Linked DNA regions of Homo sapiens: region 1 is linked to region 2. The links are chromatin loops, found by intact Hi-C in ENCODE. Cell type or tissue: A673. All regions are shown on one strand.

What was found. Hi-C counts contacts between places; a loop is a spot of excess contacts. Peaks named below come from ENCODE experiments on the same cell type or tissue, not always from the same donor. Only the 100,000 strongest peaks of a DNase experiment are listed, where the experiment ranks them.
Region 1: a loop joins it to region 2, with 2.4 times the contacts of the local background. A loop is called at or near these places in 2 of 110 quality-filtered maps.

Annotation. Positions count from the first base shown.
Region 1 is chr18:69,760,736-69,768,735 of GRCh38, forward strand. The region is part of intron 7 of DOK6 (docking protein 6); the gene reads left to right. Among named protein-coding and RNA genes, the nearest start is that of CD226, 180 kb to the right of the region's middle. In A673, no CTCF peak of the experiment used is centred here; no DNase peak of the experiment used is centred here.
Region 2 is chr18:69,675,859-69,683,858 of GRCh38, forward strand. It overlaps DOK6 (docking protein 6), which reads left to right. Exons shown (of 8, transcript NM_152721.6): 4 at 1,876-1,995. Among named protein-coding and RNA genes, the nearest start is that of CD226, 270 kb to the right of the region's middle. In A673, no CTCF peak of the experiment used is centred here; a DNase peak (open chromatin) is centred at 4,453; H3K27ac peaks cover 814 bases.

The sequences.
Region 1 (8,000 bases), 85 kb after region 2:
CCAATTATTACTACTCCTGAAATCTTATTGGGAAGCTGCTGATCAGTTTCAGGTGTTTTCTATCTAGTAGGAGCCTGCCTTTCCCGGGGGCTGGCTGTGACCAATTATTACTACTCCTGAAATCTTATTGGGAAGCTGCTGATCAGTTTCAGGTGTTTTCTGTCTAGTAGGAGCCTGCCTTTCCCGGGGGCCGGTTGTGACCAATTATTACTACTCCTGAAATCTTACTGGGAAGCTGCTGATCAGTTTCAGGTGTTTTCTATCTAGTAGGAGCCTGCCTTTCCCGGGGGCTGGCTGTGACCAATTATTACTACTCCTGAAATCTTATTGGGAAGCTGCTGATCAGTTTCAGGTGTTTTCTGTCTAGTAGGAGCCTGCCTTTCCCGGGGGCCGGTTGTGACCAATTATTACTACTCCTGAAATCTTACTGGGAAGCTGCTGATCAGTTTCAGGTGTTTTCTATCTATTAAGAGCCTGCCTTTCCCTGGGGCCGGCTGCGACCAATTATTACTACTCCTGAAATCTTACTGGGAAGCTGCTGATCAGTTTCAGGTGTTTTCTATCTATTAAGAGGCTGCCTTTCCCTGGGGCCGGCTGCGACCAATTATTACTTTACCAAAACAGTTAACAACCGCCTGACCATCAGCTGATTGTTGCCCAACACTGCTGGTGTGTGTTGGGAGTGGGGCTTCTCTCTCTTGCTCTGCTCATACATGACTAGCTACCTGCTGTAACATTTCTCACCTCAAGAGTCCAGGACCTCAAATCTTTGGATGAAGGTCTGTCATCCAAAATGGATGACTTCTGTTTTCTGTAACTGCTTCCTGCTGACAGAGGGGTGGTCGTGGTCGGGTGGATCTTGGCTCCTTGCTACCCGTCAGGGCTGAGTTGGCTGCATCAGTTGGTGAAAGTGGTATCCAGCCAAGTCCAAGGGAGACAGGGGCAGGATTTCACCACTGTCTTGTCCCACTGATGGGAAGTGCAGAGGTCCTCTCTAGAAGGGTGACTCTTGAATATTGAGAGGATGGTTTTCCTCACTGAGGATTGTCTGGAGCTCAATGGCCACTAGGAAGGTATCTGAGTCATGTGGACCAAATATGTTAGCAGTGGCAGATATCCGAGTTACGCAAGTTACCGGCAGCGAATCCATATGGGTCCACAGCAACCTCAGTCCTTGTCTCTTCAGAAGAAAGAATTCTACTGAGGGGCATAAGGCAGAAGGAGAGACCTAGGCAAGTTGCAAAGCAGAAGTGAGCATGTATTAAAAAGCTTTAGAACAGTAAGGAAAGGAAGAAAAGAAAAGAAGGAAAGTTCAACTTGGAAGAGGGCCAAGCCGGCAACTTGGCAGAAGGATTGCTTGAGCCCAGGAGTTAAGACCAGTCTGGGCAATATAGTGAGACTCCATCTCTGCATGCATACATACATACATACATACATACATACATACATACATACATATTGCAGGGTATGATGGCACACGCCTGTAGTCCTAGCTACTCTGGAGGTTGAGATGGGAGGGTCACTGAGCCTGGGAAGTTGAGGCTGCAGTGAGCCATGATCACACCACTGCACTGTAGCCTGGGCTAAACAGTAAGACCCTGTCTTAAAAAAATATTTTTTTAAAGTCTAGTTATTTTGAATCTCGCTTTTTCAGCTGTGCTCCTTGAAGTGGCATTACCTCTTCTTTACAAAAAGGAGAATATCGTCAGCCAACTGTCATCACTGATTTTGCCAAATCAAAGTAAAAGTCTGGCAATGTGGGAATATATCATTGTCAAGTAAACTGCAGGTAGCACTGAGGAATACAAATATATCTTTAGAATTTTCAAATATTTTTTAGGTGAAGCTGAGATCAATATGAATTAAATTTAGCAGACTACATTCAGAAAACAAAAGCAGAAAACTTTCATATATTTAAAGTTTAAGAGATTAAGATTCATTAATAAGCAGCACATGTACTCAAAGTTTTTTAAATGCATGGCGTGGTAACAAATTCATTCTATAGTAAGACACCTATAACTTCAGTTGTCTGTCAGCCTCAAAGCTTTGACTTAGCTCAGTTTTGCTGTATTCATTTCTCTCATCCATTGCTAGATACACACGTAAAGATTGACATAGCAGGACAGAGATCCTGCATCTACCTTCATCTTTGGAGAATGTCTAATGGTGATTAAAAGTCAAGGTGAGAGCCTTAAAGTAAGAAAAAGTCAGTAATCTGATTTCCTTGTTTTTTGTTTTCTTTTTCTTTCTTTTTACCCTTTCCTGTGCTCCCCTCCTCAATTGGAGAATAAGAATCTCCAATACAATCTGCCTCATCTTTCCATGCTACGCCCAGAAGGGTGCTCTCAAAGAATAAGTTAATGTGATTTCCCCATTGTATTCTAGTAGTCTGGAATCAAAAGAGTGAAAAAGGGAATAATTAGCTTCTAACAAGCACATGTTGTACGAAGTACTTGGCAGCCACTGTTTAAAAATCTCTGTCCGTAAGTGGTTTGTAGCAGGTTGAGTTATGCCACCTCTTCTTGCAGAAGTGGCAAACAGACATTACTTTTCTTTTTTGCCAGAGTATCATAAGGATAGTTGATTTGTATTTGAAAGTAATTTCTTATTTATACTTCTCTAACTTCCTCTGTGCTTATGAAAAATGTTTATATCACGCTCATACTAGAGATGTTGTCTCTAGACTGAGGGAAACCTAAACCGTAAAGGGATGAACATGATTTTAAACTCGCAACTCTGAAGTGAATACATACTATTTGTTTTAATATTCATACAATTGTATTTCCAAGGCGTTGGGAAATGTAGTAGTAATGTTTTGAAAGCCCTGAGGAACAATCATTTAAAAAAGAGAAAGAAAGAAATACAGAGAAGTTGAGGAGGGGAGCACAGGAAAGGGTAAAAAGAAAGAAAAAGAAAACAAAAAACAAGGAAATCAGATTACTGAGTTTTTCTTACTTTAGGGCTCTCACCTTGACTTTTAATCACCATTAGACATATTTAGATGACAGGCTATACAGCAGGGTTTTTAAGTCAGGATTTGTGAAGATGACAAAAGCATTTATTGAAAATGACAAATCAAACCAGTAAAAGCCATTGACGGTACCAGGTGTACTGCAGGCACTCAGTAAAGCCTATTGAATTCTAAAGTGAATTAGCAATGCATTATAAAGCATACATGGAGATATGTGACATCAGGACCACATCCTCCTCCATGAGGGTGGACCTGAGAAAAATTCTCTTCTATATCAAGGAATCATGTCTAGTCCCACATGTGAGCCCCATGCTCTTGCGCAAGGTGAGGTGTTTGTTGGCATTTCTGCTTTTTGCTTTAGGATCATTTTGACTGAGCACAGATACTTGCTACTACTAGTCTTTATTTTCATGAACACAGGAAGGACTGTGAAATGCTAGATCTGCCCCTTTAACATGATGGCTCAAAATCCGTCTCTCTACACCTGCTGCCTTCTCTCCGGTTAGTTCACGTTCTTCTTTTATAAACTAATGGTGAGAACGAGGGCCAAGAATATGAGCTGAACACAGTGCCCAATGAGCAGGTTTATGGGACTGCACGTGATGACTAAACTTTCTCTGATGTATGATGATATGGTCTGGCTCTGTGTCCCCACCCAAATCTCATCTTGAATTGTAATCTGAATTGTAATCCCCACATGTTGGGGGAGGGACCTCATGGGCGGTCATTAGGTAACGGGGGCAGTTCCTCCATGCTCTCCTTGTGATAGTGAGTGAGTTCTCATGAGATCTGATGGTTTCATAAGGAGCTTTTTCCCCTTCATGCTCCAATTCTCTCTCCTGCCACCACGTGAAGAAGGATGTGTTTGCTTCCCCTTCCGCCGGGATTGTAAGTTTCCTGAGGCCTTCCCAGCCATGCAGAACTGTGAGCCAATTAAACCTCTTTTCTTTATAAATTACTCAGTTTCAGGTGTTTCATAATAGCAGCTTGAGAACAGACTAATACATATGATAATCCCTTATTTTCACACAAAATAACGTGGAATATACTTTGACTCCTTTTTTTTAAACAGCTTGAACAACTACACTCTTTGAATCAAGAATGATTGTATATACCATTTGTAAAGGTCGTAGCTTTAGGAGTTCTGCTTTCAGTAACACTGATTAATATCCACAGGCCAGCTTTGCCTCTGTATATCTGTAATTAAGCTACAGACCACCAATGTCAGCACGGACACATACCTAATCACCAGAAGGCATTTGACGCTCACGGAAAGGGTGTCTGTGGCTTCATTTTCTCAGAAGGACAGGATGGAAATAGGCAATTAGAATTAGAGATAACCTTCAGAAAATGGTAAATAGAGTTCTGCCATAGATTAAGGAGGTAAATCAAAGACTTTGTTTCCTCTTTGCTCAGCAATGACCTTCTGTCCTTCTCTACTGTCCAAACTGCATTGTATATAAATTGCTTCTATTGAGATTTTCTATTTTGTTTTTCAAGTTCAAAGCTAATAAAAGCCTCTGATAGCCAATTTTAAAAAATATAGAAATTTGCAACAGAAGTAAAATGAAGCCTGATAGCCATTTGGCAACAGCCATTAAAACATGAGCCACTTTCTAGAAGCAACACTTCTGTCTATTAAACCTTATTTATAAACATTTATTGTATGCCCATACCTTAAGAAAGGTATGTCAAAGGCAGGAAATGTATCCCTGGATGTCAATTTTTAGAGATAAATGAATTGGTTATTCCCTAAAGCAGACATCATAAAAATGCACAAAACATTCCCACTGTGAAATGATCCTCACATCCTGCAGTCTTAATTAATCACCTGCTTTTCCGTGCTCCCATAGACATTTGTGTTTAACTTTATTAAATGAATGTGTTTATTTACAAACCTGCTTATTCCACTGGATTATGAGGCAGTAATTTTGTGAAAGATTTTATCAAACAAATTTTGGGGCTCAATTATCTTGAAGATGTTACCCCTAGAGGTTAAAATCTTGAGTTCTGGAGTCAAATATACCGGAGTTTGAATATTAACTTTACCACTACTGACTGATGTGATTTTTGGGCAATTTACTCAACCTTTCTAAGCTTATTGCTTGATATCTAAAAGAAGATAGTATTATCTCCCATGATCTCATTAAAAGAGATCATCAACATAAGATGTCAATATTCAATAATTATTAACTATTATTAATATATTAAAGTACAGTTGACCCTTGAACAACATGGGGGTTGAGGTGCCTACCCCACCCCTGCACAGCTAAAACCAGTGTATACAATAGCAAAGACATGAAATCAACCTAGGCGCCCATCAACAGTGGATTGGATCAAGAAATTGTGGTACATATACACCATGGAATACTACCCAGCCATAAAAAAGAATGAAATCAGGTCCTTTGTAGCAACATGGATGTAGCTGGAGGCTATTAGCCTAAGCAAATTGAACAGAAAACCAAATACCGCACATTCTCACTCATAAGTGGGAGCTAAACATTGGTTACACATGGACATAAGTATGGCCATAGTAGACACTGAAGAAGGAGGAGGGCAAGGGTTGAAAACTAACTATTGGGTACTATGCTCACCACCCGGGTGATGGGATCAGTCGTAACCATAACCTCAGCATCATGCAGTATACCCAGCTAACAACCCTGCACATGTACCCACTGAATCTAAAAGAAAAGTCGAAATTGTTTATTTAAAAAAGAAAATCAATGTACAACTTTTGACACCCCCAAACTTAACTACTAGTAGTCTGCTGTTGACCAGAAACCTTTCCAATAATATAAATAATCAATTAATGCATATTTGGGTTTACACGTATTATATACTGTATTCTTACAATAAAGAAGTAAGCTAGAGAAAAGAAAATGTTATTAAGAAAATCATAAAGAGGAGAATATATATTTAGTATTCATTAAGTGGAGGTAGATCATTAAATTGAGTAGGTTGAGGAGGAGGAGGAAGAGGAGAGGCTGGTCTTGCTGTCTCAGGAGTGGCAGAGATGGAAGAAAATCCACACATAAATGAACCCATGCGGTCCATACTGTGTTGTTTAAGAGTCTGCTGTAAACCAAACTCTCACTATGACGTTTCTTTTTTCTGGCAGAGGCAGATAGGCTGTCCTACTCCTATTTATTCCAGTGTTGACTTGGAAATATTATTACAGAGTTCTTACTGTGCTTGGGGAAATTTGTTTGGTTCTAAGGACTATGAAAATCTGGCTTTAGGCCAGGTGTGGTGGCTCACTCCTGTAATTCCCACACTTTGGGAGGCTGAGGCAGGCAGATCACTTGAGGCCTAGAGTTCGAGACCAGCCTGGCCAACATGGCAAAACCCTGTCTCTACTAAAAATACCAAAAAAAAATTAGCCAGGCATGGTGGCTCACACCTGTAATTCCAGCTACTCAGGAGGCTGAGGCACAAGAATAGTTTGAACCCGGGAGGCGGAGGTTGCAGTGAGCCAAGATTGCACCACTGCACTCCAGCCTGGGCGACAGAGTGAGAAAGTCTATCTCAAAAGAAAAAAAAAATCTAGCTTTAATAAATGGTTTCTAGTTTTTAAGGTTTTAGAAAAACTAAATCTAAGCTTAACTCTCACTCTAAGTTTTTAATACAAGGAAAAAAAATTCAGTCTGAAGTCTTCATTTAAGTTTTTTCTTCTCATCAGTGAGTATAAACAAGACATGGCACCTTAAACAGATAAACCACCTCTCCCATGCCTTATATTGCTCAGTCCAGGTAGCCTAAGGCAAACTATAGCCTCTTTTCCAACCCAAGGTTTGCAGAACTCATGGAAGGACTGTGTTTAGCTCAGCCCAGTGCAGAGGAGAATGCCCCCACCCAAACATACTCATCCACACCCACCCTACCACTTACCCTCCCACCCCAAATCAGTTCTTACTAATTAGCTTACCCTAACTGCCCAGAAGCCTTTCAGAGACCTTTCTTCCTCCATGAGGCCCCAGCCTCTTTCCTAATGTGGACTAGCTTTCTCGAGCCAGTTAATACTACACTGATTCTCTCTCACAGTGCATTCTACTGGCTGGACTAGAGGCGAGCAACAAGATTTACATTACTAATTGAATTCTTCTGCATCACCCAAATTAAAATCCGAAGAGGACTCACAGTGCAAAATATACCAAATCAGCCATTTAATCACTTTTTACCAGATATGTACAAGTAATTACTAAAAGATAAAAGATGAAGAGTTTCCAGATGTTACACTGGATTAGTATAATCCACCAATGGTTTTATTAAAATGAATTGCTTCACTCTCTTTAATTCAAATTTGGTGGAAATTAAAATCTCTGTTCAGTCTCTATATTTTTCTCCATCAAGCTTCCCCTACTGAATTTTTTAAATAAAAGAAGTAACATACTGAGTTCTCTATTAATCAAATTTTGTGGGGAATATATATTAAAGGCATGTCAAATAAATTATACATATATATTCGATTTTATTCAGAAGGGAATAAACAGTACATAATATTAGTTCAGGGAAATGTCAATACAACCAGATTAATTAATACAGACAAATGTTAATACAGACAGATTTTAACACAAATGGATGCTCAACTGTCTTTGTCATGTATATGTATATACACACACAAACACATATATACACAGAGAAAGAGAGGAGCATCTGGTTCACCATATATGGCTTCTCATATACTTCCCTCAAACATGTATGTATTAGGCTAAGCTTCACAAATTGTAAACTACAAAGAAGAACCTAGAGGGAAAAATGTTCAATTACCTTTTTTCTCCTTGGTCTCTATTTCTTGTTTGATTTTTCTTAATCTCATCTCTGTCTCTGGCCCTTCAACTAAATGTTCCCCATCCCTAATTATAGGTTCAATACATGTATTTTGAACAAGTTTTCCTTTATTTTCCTCTGCGGGCCAAGCAGAATACGGCAGAGACTTGATAATGATTGAAAGATAATAAAAGATGAGAAACATCAGGAAATTAACATCCTTAAAATTACACTTGCCAGAGAATAAACTGCAGAGTTGATG
Region 2 (8,000 bases):
TTTGTTGCTCCTATAAATTTTTTCTATGAAGTCTGGCATTTACTTCCTAAAAGAAAAAAGTTTTGTTTTTTGTTTTTTGTTTTTTGTTTTTGTTATTTTTAGTAGCCTCCACAAATGGTGCATTTATTATATTGGTAGCCTTGTGGTTGGAAAGGATTATTTTCTGGGTTCCTAAGGAAATGCCTGAGCAGCTAATCCCAGGCCTCTGACTCCACTCAAGTGAGGGAACCAGGCCCTCTTGAAAATCTTCCTGATCCTTGACATAGTTTGATAGTATGCCTTACATCAGTGAGGGGATGGTCCCTGACACATGCAAACTGTACTTTCGTAAATAAAAGTGCTTCTCATGATAGGAACATTGGAACTATTATTTTTATTAGAACAGGATCCCATGGGGAACTGCATGTTCTTTCTTTTGTTATTTTTAAAAGTATGTCATGGTCTTGAGAAAAGTAAAAATAAATGATAAATTTGTCTTCACATCTCATTGATGAAACTTATTTTTGCTGCAGCATGACTAAGCTCAGAAAGAAAACATTACCCAAATTTGATGGTGTTGACCATCAAGGAGAGCCCAGTGTTGGTATTTAGATCCCAAAAGTCAAGAAAACCTGTCACAGATAACTTTTCATGGGGCATTTAAAATGCCAAGACAAAGGGTGAGGTGTCATCCACAGAGAGCAACAAGAGATTTACAGAGAATCCATATTACACTATTCTAGTACAGATTTATGCTGTATGGAAAAGTCAGAAACTTCTCTGGGCAGACGTCAATGGAAAGTTCTTATCCAATTTCTGTACAGTGATATTGGAGCTTGGCCTAAAATATTAAACCTGAGACCCCTTTTCAAATTTCTGCATAGTAAAATAGCTGGAAGACTTGGTTGATTTCCAATTCTGTTTTGATGCTGACCAATGATTTGAGGCACAGATATGATCCTAACCCTTGGCTACCTCACTCGCACAGGGCTTACACCAAAGTCAAATTCACTTATGTTTATGAAAGCCTGTGAAAACTTTAGATATGACAGGATTTTGTGTTGATGTAACACATTCTAATGTTTTAAGCAAGAGGAAAATGTGATTATAAAGAAATTGGGAGGTAATCATAGAAAAAAAAAGCAATGATCTAATCAACGTCTTAGGTAATTGGAATTTTCCAAAGAGAAGAGATACTTTTAAATTCTACCCCAATTTTTTTAAAAAATAAGAATAGCCTAATTTGTATTGTTTACAAAGAAAAATGATCACATTCTAGAGCTGATTTATGATCCATTACAATTCAGAATGACTTGGGGATCAGGTCTTCAACTCATACAAATCTAAGTCACTTTCAGGAAAACATTCATTTGTTTAATCTAACCTGACATTTTTTCAACTATTACACTTATATATTTATTTTCTATTTTATATTTACTTAATTTACATTGACATAAAATTAAATGTATTTATTATGCAAAGCATGTTTTGAAGTATATATATGTGTCTATATATATATTATATATGTGTGTGTATATATATATATATGTATATAAAATGTAAAGCATGATGGCTAATTTATTATTTTAAGTAAATTTTCCTCCCCAAGTAAAATCAATCTAAACTATGCTATATAAGAAACAAATATTCTCAGACTATTATTTGTAAATAAGGTAAAGTACTACAAATAAGATAAACCACTTAAAAATATAATGTCAAAGAGTAGGAAATAATTTTTGGGACTTATTTTCACTTCCTAAATACAGTTTTTTGTTGTTTTTTTAAAGGCAGGTTCTTAACTCTTGCCAGTTACCTGGGAAAACAGTTAAGGAAATATTCTTCTTCCATCATTCCTAGGGAGCATTGCTTGACTGGTGATGTTGTGGTTACTTTCAGAGCTGGAGGCCGAGGAGTGGTGCAAGCACCTCTGCATGGAGTGTCTGGGGACCAGGCTCAATGATATCAGCCTTGGGGAGCCCGACCTTCTGGCCGCAGGAGTGCAGCGGGAACAGAATGGTAGGTGTGAGATTGCCTTCCATCACTTCAGAATACCCTTGTAATTGTAGAACTTTGAAACTGGAAAGGATCTCAGAAATGTTTCAGACCAATCATATTTTTTAAATCAAAAAGGCCGAGTGCAGTGGCGCAAACCTGTAATCCCTGCATTTTGGGAGCCCGAGGGTGACCCATCCCTTGAGGCTAGGAGTTCGAGACCAGCCTGGGCAACATGGTAAAACCTCATCTCTACTAAAAATACAAAAATTAGCTGGGTGTGGTGGCCCGCACCTGTAGTCCCAGCTTCTTGGGAGGCTGGAGCATGAGAATTGCTTGAACCTGGGAGGCAGAGGTTGCAATGAGCCAAGATCACGCCACTGCACTCCAGCCTGGACAACAGAGTAAGACCCTGTCTCAGAAACATATATATAAAATAAACTGAACAGTTCAAGTTATTAAGGGACTTTCCCACAATGGTGTAACAACTGGAGAAAATGCTAAGGTACAACCCGGGTCTCCTGGCTTCTTGTCTGTGGCATTGCCTTTTATCCTAATAACTAATAGGTTAACTTGTTCTTCAGAAGGCTTTTGAATGGCTAGCATCCCTCCAGTTTCTTCTTGGAGACTTATTATAGATTTAGAGTCTATATTAACAGATTTGGCTTATCAGGTTATCGGTAGCTTTTAGGACATTTGGCTAATATTACAAGGAAGAAAGTAATGAGTAAAATCTCAGGGTTTCACAAAACTGAGGTTTTTGTTTCTAATGGTGTTGACTTACTACACTGTTCTCTAGTTTAACAAGCATTTCTAATGTCTCATAACAATTTATGCTGCATGTTCTTGACTAGCAACTCTAAATAACAGAATTGGAGTAATATTATTCAGCCTGTCAATATTCATTGATTGTGAGCTCATTTATAAAAATATGATCACCACCACCAGATGATTGAATAGTGTGAAAATAGAAACTTTTTAGTGTTGCTAAGTTTTGATGATCGGTGTTTTGAAAGGTTGAAGGATATTGAGGAAACTTGACATTATTTATTAAGAAGAAATTCTGGGCCAGGCGTGGTGGCTCACACCTGTAATCCCAGCACTTTAGGAGGCAGTGGTGGGTGGATTGCTTGAGCTCAGAAGTTCAAGACCAGCTTGCACAACATAGTGAAACCCTGTCTCTACAAATTACAAAAATTAGCAGGCTGTGGTGGCATGTGCCTATAGTTCCAGCTACTCGGGAGGCTGAGGTGGGAGGCTCGCTTGAGCCTGGGAGGCAGAGGTTACAGTGAGCCAATATTGGGCCACTGTAGTCCAGCCTGGGTGACAGAGTGAGGCCATATCTCAAAAAAAGAAAAAAGAAAGCAATTCTTGAATTATCTGTGGGTCATAAACTAAATAGCATAGGTAAAAGAGCACATGATAGCACATGATGATTATATTCTCATTATTACTAATAACAATACTGTCAACAGCCATTGCTAGCTCATGGCCCATTGTAGCACTATTTTTTATTTGTTGCTAAAATGAAAAAAGTTTTTTTCTGCTCGTGGATCATGAACATATATAATAAGTTCCAAATATTGCTTCCATTTGAGTTTTTAGAAAGTCACAAAAGTATTTCTGTAGCTCTTTATCTAGCTTCTGGTTTATATTCCAGTTCCTCTCCCACACTCTCTCAAATTTCATCTCTGATTTGTTTTCTGAGAGCAGTGCTAAGCAGAGTCCATAATCATGCTGTTTAAAATGTATGCTCTCCATTCACAGTTTAAGAAAAGGAAACACCTCTTACTGATAAAAATTTGTCAAGTACTACATAAAGCAAATATGAAAAAGTGAATAAATTAAGCTTGTAAATAGAAATACTGTGCCTCTTGTAGCATGGACTGTATGCTTTTTACTTTGAAGATTTGGAGATATATATGGTTTCCATCCAAATGTATAATGTACTTCTTTGGTTTATCATAATTTTATTTCTAATTTGATAATAAGGTCAAAGTAATTTGTCTAGAATATAAAGAGAAATTTTTAATATAGGTTTATTTTAGAATAGGACAAACAGAATAAAGTGCCAAAGCTACATAAAAAGCAGAAGGTGACTTTAAAACACATACACACACACACACAACACACATACACACACAAGTCAAAATAAAGAAAGAAAAAATAATTCCTGTGTATACTTTACAGTGGACCTAAAATTATATCACCAGTGCTATAAATGCTTTTCTTAGATTAATTATGTTTAATAATCCTAACTTCAAACAAAAGGATATATGTGCTTTAAAAATATAGTTAACAAATCTATGAGTAATTTAGCTGGAAAAGGTAATACTGGGTTTATTTAAATGGCCCACAAAGATACATGATATCCTATAAGGAAATTTGCAACTTTAGTACACATGCTGGGAGACAGACACGTACTCACTAAGACTCTTCAATGTTTAGCATTAAAAGAAAATTCCTGGATGGGGAGGATTTCCTGTCCCTGGGAATCTCCCTCCCCTTAAAGGAAGTTCCTTATTTGACTGCCAAGGCCACGGATACAGCCATTGCTCAGGGTTCGTCAAGTCTGCACCCCCCTCTTTAAAGAACTTCCATAACTTTTGATGATATCCCTTTTCTGTGTTCCTCTTGGCCCATTCAGAGCCAGCTAGAACTTTTTAAAATTTGCATCAACACGTTAGGAGAATAATAAAAGGAATAAACATTGAGGCAATATCAAGATTTCAGACTCTATTCTTGCTAGCTCAATAATCTAGTGTGTATACACAGAGACAACTATACACACACAGAGATTGGCACAATTTCTTAGGTGTATACCCCAGTGTTCTCACTTTCTATTCAACAGGCTTCCCCCATACTTATGATAATTCCAATTTAGAATGCTCTCTCAAACAATTACCAGTAGGCTATAAAACCTCATGGTAAAGACTAAGATATCTCATCCGTCAACTTGGACCCTCCCACCCAGTCCTTGGAGTAGGTAGCTATTTCTTAGACAATATACTCACTTATTTTACTTAAATGTGTAGGGAAAGCATTTTAGCTAACTGAAGTCTTTAAAAATAAAATTGACTTTTAAAGCTGTCATTTCACTGACTCTCAATCACTCTTCCAGACTCTTCAAGCATAACACCTTTTAAAATAAAATCATTAACTTACTAATACATGGTTGAAGTCACTAATATATATAGATTGAATAATCTTTTATCAAAGAATTAGCACGATAGATTGTTTATTAAGACATTTTAGTATTAAATTATATAGCTGAATCTTCATCAGGAACATGATTTTATTATTTTGCCAATAATGTGCTTGGATAGTTTGAACTTTTTCTACTAAGAGATATGTGTGCAGAATTACTGTAATTAACTACATTAACATGGTTTGTGGTGATCTTGTAGTATTCTATCAGTATCAAGTCACACCGCTTAGTCTTTACCACAGCAATTTTTTGACATTCAAAAATGCTACTTCTCTTCTTGTGTTTTCCTGCCTCTTCAGACAGCCTGAGACTAGCTAAGAAGAGACATTTATACAAATAATTTTTAAAGGTGAAAGATAATGTGTGTTGCTGAGATAAAAGTGGTTATTGATTAAATCCTTTGCTGTAATCATCTTTATCTACTGCTGTCAGCTTGTTTTCATATCGACCCAGAATCCCACATGGTATGGGGAAAGTTACATGAACACAAGTTCACATGCACATGTGCATAAACAGACACACACACACACACAGAGGAAAATGTGTTCTGATTTCAGATGACACTGCCACAGGAAAGTGCATACTTGGTAGACATTTCAAAGTTTAAATTCTTAAAATTTCCAGGATCTCCAGGTCTTTCAGTAGTATTTAAGATAGCCTATACTGACCATAAAAAATATTAATATATGGCATTACAGTTATTTATAAAGGATTCACAACACATAATAGCAATTGTGGAAAACAAATGTTGCTTATTCATCATGAATAGCAAAAGTGAACGTCGTAACCAAGAAGCAATTCACTTGTAGGAAATTCCTGCAAATGCAGTTGGAAATGGACACAAAGGATAGGTCCAATTTGCTACTGATGCAAGAGATCTCCATCTGGAACAAAAATAATGGAACCTCAGACTGCCATCTGGTTTATTCAGAGTCAGACTGAAGGGTTTGCCTTTCTCTGGGACCCAGTGTCTCTGCTCATGAGTGGGCTACATACATTTCTTCTTTTAGCCTAAAGATCTGTATAACTTGTCTCAGAACCAAAGCAATATGCTAGTGTTGTTTCTAAATTATTACCTGGTTGCTATGGTAAACATGCTTCCTACATTCAACTCAGACACCCTTGAATGTCATTCATTCATTCTGGACTCAAACATTGTGAGGACCTATGATATGTAAGAACTAAACAAGAAATGTAAAATTGAACAAAATGCTTAGAAGCTCACAAAGTAGTAAAGGAGACAAACATAAACAAAGTGCATCAATTCATGTTTTGTAAAATAATGTTGTGTTACCAGTCAACAAAAATCTCAGTAGTACAGACCTATAAGCAGATCTTCGTTGTTCAGGCACAGGTAAAAAGGCTAAAGTTGGGCTGAGTTAGACTGGGTTGTGCTGAGACTGGCTCCAAGCTGCAGACAATGCCAGTGTCTATTTCATCTGTCTCTCAACCTCCTTACACTTGCAACTTCCCAAAGCACACTTCTCAAACAAAAGATAACAGTAATGCATGATAGTATGCCCAGATTTGCAACACAATTTGAGCCTTTGAATATTTCATGTCCACTAACATTCCATTGGCCAAGGCAAGTCCTATTGCCAAGCCCAAAGTCCAGAAGCACAGTACACCCCATCTATGAGGCCACAATAGCAGTTAGAATGTATGACATACGGAAAGGAAGTGAAAAGCTGATATAAAAAATGATACAATCTACCATCTCAGGTATAATAAAAAATATGCCAAAATAAAAACAAAAGGAAAGTACTGTGGTAGAGGTGAGATTAATTCTAATCAAAGTAGCTTACACTTTCCTTTTTATAATTATTTCTTATTCCTCTAAATTAGCTTTCTCAATCAGGCAAGTCTGAAACTCTTGATGTCCATCAATGATTAAAGCCAATATTAGCAGCACCTTACTCATGTGGAAAATAACCAGTTAATGACAAAACAACGGCCACAGTAACAATAGGCCTCTCTCTGTTTTGAGGATTTTCCCCCAATATCTTACTAAGGATCTGGGGTAAACCATATTCACTTATATACATATTCTTTATAACCAAACAAAAGAGTTTTCCAGGGCAATAATTTTATCTATGGGATGACCCTGAACAAAACCAACTTTTGCATCAGGAAAAAAAAAAAAACAAGCACACTCACATCTGAGTTTCTAAAACGCCATTCATATGCTCTAGTCTTGCCCAAAGTGAGTTCCTGGAAATGCTACTCTGACAATAATGACGACCTGCTCTCTGCAGTGAGGGAATCAATCTGTTGAACTTAACACTGTATCACAATTGTGTCCCTTCCAAGAAGATATGTTGAAATCCAAACCCTCCATAACTTAGAATGTGAATTTATTTGGAAATAGTTTCTTTGTAAAGGCAATCAAGTTAAAATGAGGTAATTAGGGTTGGCCATAATCCAATGACATCTAATATGTCACTGTAAAGTGGGAAGGTTTGGACTCAGAGATAGATATGGACAAGTGAAGATGATGTGAAGATGCACAAGAAGATGGCCATGTGGCTGGAGTGATGACACGTCCACAAGCCAAGGAACATCAAGCATTGCCCATTAACACCAGAAGCTAGAAAAAGCAAGAAAGGATTCTTCCGTTGAGCAGCCAGAGAGGGGATGGCCCTGCCAGTACTCTGATTACAAACTTCTAGCCTCCAGAACTATGAGATGATATATTACTGTTATTTTAAGCCAACCAATTGTTGGTACTTTGTTATGATAGCCCTAGGAAACAAATACCAGCCCTGTATGATAGTCACAATATACATTAGTAAAGCTGTTGAGAAGTCCTATAATAATCTGT